Regions from separate parts of the Homo sapiens genome. Here region 2 is linked to region 1. A link is a contact called in ENCODE Hi-C or POLR2A ChIA-PET data. All regions are on one chromosome and are shown on one strand. Each heading gives the region's core, a stretch centred on a gene start or an enhancer-like site at or near the end of the contact. The rest is flanking DNA. Distances are from core to core; before and after follow the strand shown.

Region 1 (6,590 bases), core at 2,334-4,833:
ACAATAAAAGATCTTTCTATCAAATATAACTATTTGTATTAAAACAACATATGCAGTTGTACTCCAAGTCTAGCATCGTGCTTTGAGAAGTAACTCGAAGATGTTTTGTCGGTAATACCTCACCCAAACTCAGTAGCTGGCTTCTGACTAGCATTCTCTTTATTGTTTTCTGTTTTAACTACCTTGCCTACGGAAGTCAAAAATGAATTTTCCACATAACTGACTTTTTTAAAATGCTGCTTCTGTTTAGTCTTTCCATATGGTATGTGTTCTTTGTAATCAGAAAGTAGTTACAGAGTATAAATAAACAAATACATGTAAATACATAGAGTTCTTTTTTTTTTTCCATACTGACCTTTCCAGAGAATGTTATGATTCTCTTTCCTCTGCCACTCATGACTCTTCCGTGGCTGGATCTGACCTGCTTAGAACTCATAAATCCTTAACATTTGGGGGGTGTCTATTCAGCCCAGTTTGCCTGCGTCATGTAAGTTATTTCCTTTGAAAAACGCACATACATTTTCACTGGGTCCACAGGCCTGGGGAGTTTATATGGGCCTAAAAGTGAGAATTGGTGTCTCTCAAATCTCTTTCCTCCCTTCATGAGTACTAAGAGCTAGGTGATGTGGAGCCAGGCTCCTGCTGGTACAAGCGCCTCCCGCTCTTCTATGTGCTCCAACAGCAATATTCACACGCTCGTTCATTCCCTCCACAGAGAATACTTGAGCACCCTCACTGTTTCCAAGACAGGGTAGGGTAGAAGGGTGGATAGAAAACTGAATTCTCTGTCTCTCGCCACAATTTACATTTCACTCCAGCTAGTGTTGTTTCTCTTACTTGGAGAGGGGTTCAGCTAATGAAATACGTAAGATCAGATTATGGTCATCACAATATTAGCAAACAAAAGGCATAGAAACTAAACTCACATGCCAGGAGTCACCATGACAGTCTTTATCTTCAGTATTTCTATCAGGTTATTATGTGTTGTGCTTGCAGATGCATTGAGCTATCATGTGTTTGGAACATATGGACTGAAACTTGGAAGACGACCTGCATTAGGCATAACAGACACCAAAAGCAGAGATATACAGACCTATGCTAAGGCATTGTGGAGTCCATCTTCCCAAATCACATGATAGCTTAAATTGTACTATAATAATTTGCCTCCTATAGATGGAGTTCAAGAGGAACCCATCAATTAATAAAAATATTATATCACTTAACATAAACCTTTGGTGTATATTACATGTATGATATGATAAATCAAACTATACATGGTATTACATGTATGATATGATAAATCAAACTATAGTTTAGAACTTTGCTAGCTATATTTGTTGATATATTTATTGATTTTAATCTTCAAGATAAGCTTTGTGACTGTTTAACAGCATCATTGGTTCAGTCTCTGTATATGAATATGTTAGATGTATTAGATCTATGTGTATATATTTATACACATATACACACACATACTGTAAGCATATATGCCTATACCTTTTTTATTGATAAATAAATCTTCTTTGAGCACCTTGTGTTCCAAAACTAGTGTTTGCATTTGAATTTTCTTAAAAAGTACTTTATTCTTGCTAAATAATTGTATTTAAGACAGCCGGTGTAGCAGCATAGCAGAATTTACTTCTTAAAACATTCGCTTAGTTACCTAAAGAAGTCCCTAAAATTCCAACACATGGATCCTATAAAAGCACTGACAAATTGCACAAAAAGCAAATTTGGGCTTTTCAATATCATCAATAGCTATGAAACAAGAAAGTGGCCCTGATGGTAAGGCTACAGCAAAAAGACTTACTGTTGGGTGATCCTGGAAATCACAGTCTATGGATCCAGACCTGCCAATCATGGCCCACACTGCCATTTTCCTCTTCCTTATGTGAGGCTGTGGCATATTTACCAAATGACATTTCGTGCTGTTTTCACACTATTGTTTCTTCAACGTCTTCTTTAACTAACTTTCATTTTGTTCTTCAATCTGTTGTATGTAATAAGTAGGGAGTCTATCAACAAATCACTAAAGGTCTTGGTGACTCTTCTCTCCCAAAGCGCTTAGCTAACAGGTGCAAAATAGTGAACTGAGAGATTTTGTGGTGAAAGGATAATTTATTGTAACGGCAAAGACCTCAGCCATTACATTTCAGAAATGGCATCTGGAAGTACCCCTGGAGCACCACTCCCCTCAAAACTCTGGAATGGCTACAACATTATGGATTGACAAAAGTTAATTTTTGACCCTCTACAAAGTTACATGTTGTGACTTATTTTGTTTTTGTTCTGGATGAGTGGGGTGAGGTCCCTATGAAGCTAATTGGTACTTTTCATCTTTTAATCTATATCCTATGTGGAATTACTTAGGCAGAACCCCAGAGTCAGAGTGAACTTTCCTTTCTGCTCCTCTCTTAAGCAATTTATTTGTCGTTTACTCTATCTCCACTTTTACCAGTTTGCTGTAATTTAATTTAGATTAATGATATGCCAATATGTGAGCCAGGGAAAAAACTTCTTTCCTTTATAGCACCCTATGAATTGGTCAAGGGCAATGACAATTTCAAGGAGAAATTTGGGCTTGAAAACTGAGCTCCCACCACTGTCAGTCCCCTGGTGCTTCGCCATCTTATCTAAAGCTTCTTCTGAGAACATCACAGCAGGTTGTCCCTGATTGCTAGTACATTCTCCTAAAGGTGGGACAAGTGTAAGAAGAGCATTTGACACAACCCAGTCTCTCATGAGATGACTCCCAATGAAGGTCATTGTTTAAAGCAGAGCCATATTTAGCAGCTCTTCAGGAAAACACCACAATGCATTTTATAAAACATACTAAGATGGCAAAACAGTTCAGTCCCATTGGAGGAGAGTCTTTATTCTCTATTTCCCCCCCTTCTCTAAAATGGGCGATTGCTTTTCTGCCAAAGCGGCTCAAAGGGCCACAGAAGCTAAGGTCCTTCAAAGCTGTTAAATGCATCTTCAAATTTACAATAAAATCAGCATGACAAATCTTCCAGTAAAATCTCTGGAGCGTCACAGCAGCGCCTATACAATTTTCCTTTCAGTCAGTATTTTAGTATTCCACACCTTGAGAAACAGGGAAAGCCAATGTGGGCGAGGAAAGCTAAGCAAAACAAAAACCAAAACAGAAAAAAGAAAAGCCACCACCAACAAAGACAGTGAAAAAAAAAAAAAAAGCAAACAGCCACGCGCGCCATTAAGCATATGCCAAAGTAAACAATCGGTGCGGGTTTGCCACGGCTGTGCCCTGCAGGTAGAAGGCAGGCAGCACGGGAGCAAATGGAAGGGGAAAGAGAAAGAGAAGCAGGAAGTGGAGGAGCCGGGAGCAAGGCGGCCTGATTGTGAGCCGCAAGACACACCATCAGCCATGCAAAACAGGACATACCTTTCTGGCTTGCTGGTTCTGTCGGCTGAGACAAAGCAGTCCCATTCGCAGCGGGAGGCCAAATCAAAATGAAATTTTATTTAGTCTGCACTGTCCCCAGATTGGGTTTCAGAATGACTGCTTTAGGAGATAGCATGGATGTGGCTGATGCATGCTTTGCATATGAAACTGCAGTAGGAAAAGAAATCTACATAATCAAAAAAATCTGTGCTGTGTGTGTGTGTGACAAAAACCCTGGACTCCAGTGATTTTGCTGCCGTGTATGTTTCAAGCAGGCCCTTTCAGGGTTGAAAGACGTTAAAAAAATTTCTTAAAATAATGTTATTAATAAATATTAATAAATCTATAACAGCCTAGTTTATGAAAATATATGCAATTTCCTGGTTACAACTCTGCCACATTAAAATAATTGTGATTTCTAGTTTATTTAAGAGTGTATCAAAAATCTGTGTGAGAAAACAAATTGAACTTAAAAACAAGTGCAGGCGATTTCTTTTGGAAGGGCGTTGTTCCAACAATTACTATACTCCCTCAACCTTGATAAAATAAATTAAAAGCTTAAGTCTTAAGCAATATGGAAATTAACACTAGGAGCCTCTTTGACTTTTCTCTGGGAAGACACTTAATCATATTTAGACACTATTTTAAAAAATAGGGCAAAAGTCTTTGAAAACACTCTTTAGACGCTGGAAATTATATTTTTGACATTAAGAAAAGGGACTGTAAAGTGTATATAGAACACATATCATGGAATCTCTAAATAGAGACATGTGTGCTGTATGTGTGTATTGTACACACACACACCTACTATGCTTTTAATACAGGGTTACCTCCTGCTTTGGGCAGGAAAAGGAAGTGATATTCAAGGTGCTGTGAAACAAGGGGGCAGAATAGAGCCTGTTGGTAAATATATATTATTTCTCAAAGAAATACTTATCCCAGCTTGGTTTTGATAGATCAGTTCCTTGAGGTTGAGTGCTGCCAATCATTTTCTTTAAAGAGGAAATAAAAAGTAAAAGAAAAAAGAAATAGAAAGAAAAAAAAATACCTGTATAAAACGACAGCAAAAAAAAAAAAAAAAAAAAAAGGCAAGACAGGCTCTCCCACTGCACGGTGCTCCGAAAAAAACATGGACTCTTGTAATTCTGTTTTATGAAGTATTCCCAAGGATGGGAAGAATATGAAATCTGCCCATTTAAGCTCTGAGGAGGCAGTCTCCAAGCCATGACCCAGAGCAGCATAAAAACTTCTCACAATAATGAGATACAAATAGCTCAAACAATGTGCTTCCACACACAGCCCCAGCAGAAATCACCAACAGCAGAACCATGTACTGATGTCCCTTAGAGAGACAGTCAAGCCTAATTCTGTGATTCAGGTTTCGACACCATTTTCTTAGAAAAGCTTTTCCCCGTTCCAGTTTGGATGGGTGGCCTGTCAATAATAATATTTACAAATGTAAAGGTCTTCTTAAATTGGTAATTTTGCATTAGGTACAAAGGCATCATGTTCAGCTGTGTACACCACCAGCATAATTAAAGCATAAAATCCAAAGACAGCAAATAACATGTGCCTCCTTTATGCTCCAGAACCACCACGTCCAGGTCTCCTTATAACAAGGGCAGTGCCTTGGTTTCTCTGTTGCTTTCAAGCAAGACCCTCTTTTGCCTTATCTTTCCATTATATCATAATTGTTCAGATATTCACTAAGCAGGAGTTTTGCCTGCCTATTATTTTTAGTGACAGGACACCCCTTTTCTGGAGGACGGAAAGATGTGACTTCTTAACAAATTCTCTATCCCCCAAATTCAGTGCACCTGGCTTTCACTTTCTACCTAATAAGCATCCGTGAATATGCAAATGTTCAGTGTCTCAGTAACCTCATTAATTTATTCCTCAGGCAATCATAGAATGTGAAGCGGTCCTGTGCCACTAGTACTGGATATGGTAGGATCAGGGCTACGAGAATCAGCTGAAAGCTCAGGCTGCATACTGAAACACTGTTTCATCTTTATTCCGTCTTTTGGCACTCTAATTCAAACAAAGACTCTTACCTTCCTCTACTTAGCTGACAGCCAAAAGCAAAACCAGAAAAAAAAAAAAAAAGAAAGAAAGAAAAAAAGAGAAATGCGTAGGGTTAGTAATTAAGATCTTCCCTCCACCACCAAACACGAACCAGAGGTGATCCATGGCTTGAACAAAATCTCCACAACAAAACAGTTTCCAAACTGCCCAAGTTGTCTTATTTTATTATTTACTGGGGGTTGGCGGGGGTGGGGGGAGTGGGGAGCAGAGGGCAACCTGCTTTCCATACAGCAATGCAGTTGAATAATCTTTCGCTTTGCCCACATTAAAAGCCCTGAATAATGTTTATAAAATGTTAGGGAATCCCGGTAGGTTTCCTATTTAACAAGCCATGTATGACAAATCACAGTGTAATGTACTACGTTCTTAATCTTTAATTAGAATGTGAATATCTGCTAGAGAACGCAGTTAACTTTGACACGTTAAATCTTCTGGTTAAAGTGCCTTACAGGAAGAGCAAAGATGAAACACTGTAACAATCTCCCGCTTCTCTCCATTCACCCAGACAGTTGGGGAAGGATGATAACATCTTGTAATACCTGCTCTGCAGTAATTAATCGCTGTGGTATTTAGGACCATTCAAGTAGACAAATATGACAGAGACAGGGACAATTAGAAACCTTGTTCAAGCTACATTAACTTTTCCAGCTATTACAACACAGCAGCTCAAGTTTGCTTGTAAAAGCTGCAGAGGGATTGCTATGCATTAGCCGTGCGATTATTAATGAAAGAAAAGGAGAATTGTGTTTATTGTAGTTTGAAAATTGCAAATAAATTTCAATTATCTGCTATGTCATTTTGTTAAACATGCACTCTGGAAATGCCTTTGTACTCTAAATCATGAGCTACTTAGAGCAAACTAATACCAGAAACCCTCAGGGAGATAGGAAGTCAATATTTTTGTGGAACTGGACTTTTTTTTTTTCGTAAGTGAAATTGGAGATGGGCAAAACCACCTGAATGGGCTTTTCAGGTAGCAAGCTCTGTGGCATCTTGGCGTGTATACAGCTGCTAGGTACTAATAGATGTTGAGTCAGATGTCGTGGGCAGACATCAGGGCAATCAGAACCACACTGTTAAAAGGAACCAGAGAAGCTTT
Region 2 (6,590 bases), core at 2,349-4,848, 440 kb before region 1:
CTAGAAATAAAGAAAGGAAGAGCACTCACTAATAATATAGCCCTTTGAACTTCCAGCTTCTGATTAGAACCAGGGGCTTAAACATAATCATCCAATAGTGTTCGTTCTGTGTACCTCTCCATTTTTGTCATTTCTCTTCCTCCTGTTTCTAAAGCTAGATTCAAAAGTTAAAAGAGGCTGGGCATGGTGGCTCATGCCTGTAATCCCAGCACTTTGGGAGGCTGAGGTGGGCGGATCACCTGAGGTCAGGAGTTCCTGACCAGCCTGGCCAACATGGTGAAACCCTGTCTCTACTAAAAATACAAAAAATTAGCTGGGCATGGTGGTGCACACCTGTAGTCCCTGCTACTTGGAAGGCTGAGGCAGGAGAATTGCTTGAACCCAGGAGACAGAGGTTGCAATGAGCCGAGACTGCACCACTGCACTCCAGCCTGGGCGACAGAGCGAGACTCCATCTCAAAAACAAAACAAAACAAAACAAAAACACAACACAACAAAACAAAAGTTAAAAGAGATTTAAAATAAGTATTGGGATATTTCCATTCTGCTAAAACTTGTAGCTAATTTGCCAAGTCTTATTTCATTGTATTTGTACATTTGCTCTTTAAAAAAAAAATGTTTCAAAACCACAATGAGATATCACTTCACACCAACTGGGATGGCTGTTACTAAAGAAACAAAAAATAACAAGTGTTGGTGTGTTGGTGAGAATGTGGAGAAATTAAAACTCCTGTGCATAGCTGATGGTAATGAAAAATGGTGCTGCTTCTGGGGGAAACTATGGAAGTTCCTCAAAAAACAAAAAAGAAAATTACCTTATGATTCAGCAATTCTACTTCTGGGTACACGCTGAAAAGAATGGAAAGCAAGAACTTCAAGAGATATTTGCACTCCCATATTCACAGCAGCATCATTCACAATGGCCAAAAGGTGGAAGTAACTCAAGTGTCCGGGGACAGATGAATGGGTAAACCAAATGTAGTAAATACACACAATGGGGTCTTATTCAGCCCTAAAAGGGAAGGAAATTCTGCTACATGCTACAACATGGATGAACCTGGAAGATGTTAAGTGAAAGAAGCCAGTCACAAAAAGATGAGTATTGTGTGATTCCACTAATATGGGGTCCCTAGAGTAGTCAGATTCCTAGAGACAGAAAGTAGAATGGTGGTTGCCAAGGGCTGGGGGCAGGGGAAAATGGGAATTATAATTATTACTTAATGAGTAGCGAGTTTCAGATCTGTAAGATAAAAAAACTTCTGGAGATGGATGATGGTGATGGTTGCACAACAATGTAAATGTACTTAATGCCCTGAACTATGCACATAAAAGGGTAAAAATGGTAAATTATATGTCATACATATTTTACTACTATAAAAAAGTGTTTTGAACATCTGACATCGTGTTCTACCTCCATAACATTTGTGACGGAGAAAGAATAGGTATTCTAATCTGCGTATAAACACAGGAAGACAGATAGAAGGCCTCAGTCCTCTAACAGTTTTGAGCCTGGACTGGTGAGATCTATCATCTTCCCCTGCAATCAGCCACCTGCCCAGCTACTTCCGGATGCCTCACCCTTTGCTTGAAGGCATAAAGATAGGTCCCCCACACTGTTCAACTCCAGGGCCAATGGCAGCTGTGGGGTCAGAGGAGAAGAGGTTTGGGCCTTACTGGCACCTCTCCTCCTTCTCCTGCTTTCACATCTGGCCAGGGGCACTCCCATTCTGCTAGCTTCTCAGACTCCACCCAGTTCTCCTAATCCAACAGGAGTGCATGTTCCCGATTACCTCCCATGACCACTGGCTCTCACGGTGGCTGGGAACCCTGGCGGGGAGGCCTGCGCCTCCTCAAGCTCCAGTCCCTCTGGATGGGTGAGTCCCTCCGGTGCCTTTGTCCTGTGTCCAACTTCCTTTGTCCTCTCCAGAGGTCTCTCCTGGGCTTCACCACTGGTCATGGTCCTCCAAACAGCAGCTCCCAATCCCCAGGACAGTTCTTCAGGACACTACCCCTTCCTCCCAGGAGACCCGCAGGTTTCAGCTCTCCTGGGGCCACTGCTGGACCAAGTCCTCAATTGCTTCCTTGCCATTATCCTCTTTGAACTCCCTCTCTCTCCTCTAAAAGCCCCTCTGGCTGCAGACTCCTTAATTGCGTGGCTGTTCCTTTCCAGAAGCAGGTGCGCCTGCCTCGGGCCTCTTCGGACTTTCCATCACAGGCCAAAGGAAAACCAGCGAGAGCTTGCATGACACCGGGTCCGTATTAAGACAGGCGCAAAACGATCCTTCCTCTTCTGTGCGCCTTAGGGAACGCCCGAAGGCATGCAAGGCTGGGGCTCAGGGGAGGGTCCCCGAGCGGGCAGTCAGGGCTGCCCTCAGGCCCTGGGCAAGGAGGTTTCCGGAGGCCCCTCAGTTCTCGAGTGTGTGTGTATGTTTTTGGTGGTGGTAATTGGGAAGCAGGGGGTCAAGACCCAGGAGTGCAGAGAGTGGGAGAGAGGATCTCCTCCGCCCATCCTGGGCTCCTGTCGGGCCTAACCTCCACCCAGCGTCAACTTTTTGCTGCTCCCGTTAGATGGCGCCCAAGACTTTCTAACCACTTGTGAAAGTGCTCCTGGCCCGGAACAAAAAGAACCGTGGGGTGTGAGTATGAGTGTGTGTGAGTGCGAGTGCGCGCGCGGGGCTGGCCACAGGGCACAGGAGTTGCCTGGCACTACGCGTGGCCCCGTCGCGGGTCGGGTCGGGCCGGCCCAGGGCTGGGGCGCGCTCACGGGAGGAGCTGCGCGCGGCCGGCGGAGAACTTTCTTCTTTTCCCTTCGCTCTCCCTCTTGAGCGAGCGCCTAGGCCCTGGCCACTCTCCCGGAGAGAAGCCGGGCGACCCGGCCGCGGGCTCAAGCAGCCAGCGCCGGCTGCAAGTGACCGCGGTGCGCGGGCGGAAAGGGGTCCCGGACGTGCGGGTCGGAGAGCTGGGACGCACACGACAGCCCCTTTCTCTGCCCTTACTTACCGGCCCAGCGCTCACAGCCGCTGCCCTGTTTTTAAGAGAATGGCGCAGGTGCAAGTTTGGTTGTTGCGGTTTTAGCCGCTCCAAGGAAATTGTTCAGTGTAAGGTTACCTAAGCGTACTGCGTGGGCGTGTTTCCAGAAACAAAGGGCAAACTTTCTCGCTCCCAAAGCCAGTGAAGTTAAACAGACTCCCTTATGAAAAGGCCCTTGGGGACCCTAGGGCGTCAGATGCGACAGCTAATTTTAAAATAACTGTTTAACAGGTGATTAGGGAGCGCGCTTTCTCTCCACCACCAAGTTCACCTCTTCTCCAAACCCCTCTAAAATAAGTGACTTGACGATAGGTGATCCCATTCCCTAGTCCTCTCCTTAATGCCAGTCTGGAGGCGCACTGTCAAGAAGGGATGCGTCTCCTCGCCCTTGAGAACCAGCGCGGAGACCTTCTTTTGTGCCTCTCCTTGGCTGTGAACTTTCCCGCGCGGTAGGTTCTCCTTTAAGAAAGTAGCATCCCTATGAATATTTAATGCTGCACGCGGGCCGGCGGGGCGGAGGGGAGCCCGCGGCCTGGGTTTCCGCGCGCGCCGAGACCCGGGCGCAGAGCGAGTGCGTCCCCACCAGCCTGGCCGCCGCGGGAACTCGGGGACCGGGAGGGCGGGGGTTAGCGGGAGGAAAGGGTAAGCTGAAGAGGGGCTGGGAACGGGAGGGAGGCTCGGGGCGAACGGGCCGTCGCGTTCATTTCCATAAGAAAGCTGAAATCGCAGTTGGAAGCAGGATTTCTCGCCCCTGCAGCCCTTCCCCCATACCCGGTTTTCTGCAAGAAGCGGGCTCCAGAGCTCAGAGCCCGAAGTGTGTGCTCTGGTCTTTGATGATGTTGATAAAATGTGGTTTCAAATGTTGTCCCGAAGAGGCCGGTTTCCTGTCTGTATGTGGAATGGAAGGACCGTGCCGGGTGAGTCCAGAACGCCGGGGAGCGGACAGGAGGAGCAGGGCTGAGGAGAGGGAGGGCGCAGCCGGCGGGCGCAGGGCATCCCTGCAGGGGAAGTTCTCCAGGGGGTTTTGAAAGGGGGAGCCAGGTTGAAGCCAAGTTTCCCGAGCAAGGAAGAGTGTGTGTGTGTGTGTGTCTGTGTGTGTGTGTTCGGGGGTGGGGAGCGCGATGAGGGAAGACGTCACGAAAGCCCCAGAACCCAGGCGGCCCGCGCGTGGGAAGGTCTGGCAGGTCTTGTCACCTCCCTCTTCAAAGAGCGGGGGAAACTTTCGCTGGCCGTCGCTGACCCTCTTCCTGCGAAGGAATAAAGTGAACTTGCCCAGATACTGGATTCCACTGGCGGTTCAGTTGTTGAGTTCTTTCTGCGTTCGCATTGAGCATTGAGTTTCTTTTTGACTTGCAGTGTGAACAGCAGCCATGTGACCTCAATTCTATATCACATATATATACACACACACCTCCTAGGTACTTTATGATCCCATCTGGAGAAATTAAAGCCCAGATCTGTAATGTTTATTCTTAGATAGTTTACCAAAAGCAGGGGGGAAATGTGTGAGACACATGTCTGCAAATATAACAAAAGTACTTTCCCTTATGCTTGAAAAGTTGCCTGCAAATGGCTGGCTTCCGTTTACTGACTGCACCACCTGTACCTCTCCATGAAACTAAATGGAATCAGGAATAAAGCACCAATCAGATCAAGCAATTAAATACCAATTATGACTATTAATGACTTTATTACTAATGACTGGAGTTGAGGACTCCAAACCCAAATGAGGTAATCAAGCTGTTTTAAAATTCTGCTACCTAATATTTTTACCGCACTCCTTCCCCAAAATAGGAGGTTAAAAAAAAACAGGTAATGTTTTCAAAGAGTTCTCCAGTAGGTATTCATGGTCAATGTTGAACTTATTTTTCTCAGAAAGTTTATTGCTACTGCTGGTAAATAATGGAGTCTTCCTTTCTGGCTCTGCCAAGTTACGCAAAGTGTAACTGATGATGGTGGTTACACAATATATGGTACTTGGTTTGGATGCAGAATTGGGATGGAGCAGGGGTGCTTTCTGTCTTCAATTACTCTGATAATCCGGCAGACCCTAGACGATTTTAAGGAACAAGTGTTTTAATTCTTCAGATGGGGTAATGGCTATTGGGATGTTTGGAAGGTGAGGAAATGAAGAATGGGGAACCCAGGCAGCAAAGAGAAAGAAGGAATTGGGCCTATGTTTTGAATTTTCTTTTTGCTCATGGGTTGAAATGCCTTTAGCTTGTCATAAGCTAAGTGACTGAAAAGAAAAGGTTACTGAGAACGGTATATTGGTGTAAAGGCTACTGTGTAGCTGGGTTTATTTATTACTGAAGATGATTTGCCAACCCTCCTTGCCTCTTGATTGACACCCCTTCTTATCCCAAATGGAAGTCCCTGTTCATTCTGGGATAGGAGGAAGAGGCCTGGAGGGAGGAAGGGAATAAATTTCTGCTGCAGTCCATGAGAAGAAAGGAGGGGGCAGTTAGTAGGGATTCTTTAGTCACCATGAAGCAGGCAGGCTAGGCAGCTGGGCACTTGGAGGAGCCAGCAGTTCATCTTGATGTAGGTCATCTCTGCTCATTGTCCCATAGTTTAGCTCTTCAGGACACAAGGAGTGTTTGGAACAATGAACTTCAAGTCCCTGGCTTGGGATATTTCCCCTTCACCTTCCTCCTAGGTAGAAGCCTACAGCAGCAGCAGCAGCATCTGGTTCTGATGTGTTTACCGGGCTGGTATGGAAATGCCCAGGCTGCATGGCAGAAACCTGAGCTGCTAGTGACAAGCACACTCCTCTGCTAAGCAGCGAAAAGTTTTGATACTTTTTGAGCACTGGGTGGCCTCTTCTCTTGATGTGAAGCCATGAGCCCCCCTCCCCATTTCTATTTGTCAGAGTTAATTGCCCTGCAGTGGGGCAGCTCACACCTCAGGCAGTGCCAAGAAATACAGCAGGGAAGGAATCCTGCACATGTAACAGGATGGCGTGGTATTACCTTAGACACCTAGGGGATCAAAAACCTCAGTGGAATGAAATGGGCCTGGGGTATTCTCCCTTTGGTGCCTCCCTAGGGACAAGCCTCTTTGGCCTGGCCTAGACTGTGGGCAGCTTATGTATGATGGCCCTGAGTCCTGAAGGTGAAGCTAGTCACTTTCTGTAAGTGGACAGTCGACCCAAGAGGCAGTTCTAAAGAGGAGAGCCTGAGGTGTCCACAACAATTTCTTTTCTGTTCCAGGGCACCAAGAGGCACCCTGAGAACTCAGAGGACCCAGAGGCTCCCCTCAAGCAAATTCCCTGCTGACCCTGGACACCCCTTGAAGGAGGGGGCAAGAGGCTGCCACAAGGCTCATCTTATAACTCCCAGCAAGGACTCCCAGCAAACAAGTTCAGCTTGGGATCTGCCCACCACCAAGCCTGGCTGGGAGGTGGGGGGGAGCGAGGGGCGGTGGAGAGGCAGAGTCCCTGAACAGGGAAAAGACAATCAGTTGTTCCCCTTTCTGGTGTCAGAGGCAAAGAAGCCTGAAGGGCTGGTGGTGGTGCTGGCTCTGGGTTTATTGACTCTGTGATCCTGTCCAGCTGTCCT

The links. A loop is a pair of places that touch in the nucleus more often than their neighbours do. ChIA-PET counts read pairs that join two places held with the same protein, here RNA polymerase II (POLR2A). Pooled maps may share reads with other maps.
Region 2: a loop to region 1 is called in a map of head of caudate nucleus, with 5 times the contacts of the local background. The contact joins the promoter of LINC01159 here to the promoter of LINC01102 in region 1. A Hi-C loop is called at or near these places in 4 of 168 maps with a recorded cell type or tissue (MCF 10A, dorsolateral prefrontal cortex, head of caudate nucleus and 1 more), 2 of 37 single-sample maps with no recorded cell type and 9 of 50 pooled maps. POLR2A ChIA-PET finds 5 or more read pairs at or near these places in 1 of 52 experiments (OCI-LY7).

Annotation. Positions count from the first base shown.
Region 1 is chr2:104,431,340-104,437,929 of GRCh38, reverse strand. It overlaps LINC01102 (long intergenic non-protein coding RNA 1102), which reads right to left and starts at 3,583. Exons shown (of 4, transcript NR_015399.1): 1 at 3,407-3,583.
Region 2 is chr2:104,869,603-104,876,192 of GRCh38, reverse strand. It overlaps LINC01159 (long intergenic non-protein coding RNA 1159), which reads left to right and starts at 3,598. Exons shown (of 2, transcript NR_110373.1): 1 at 3,598-3,947. It also overlaps a transcript of POU3F3 not described here. RefSeq lists a silencer at 2,777-2,886 and an enhancer at 3,192-3,917.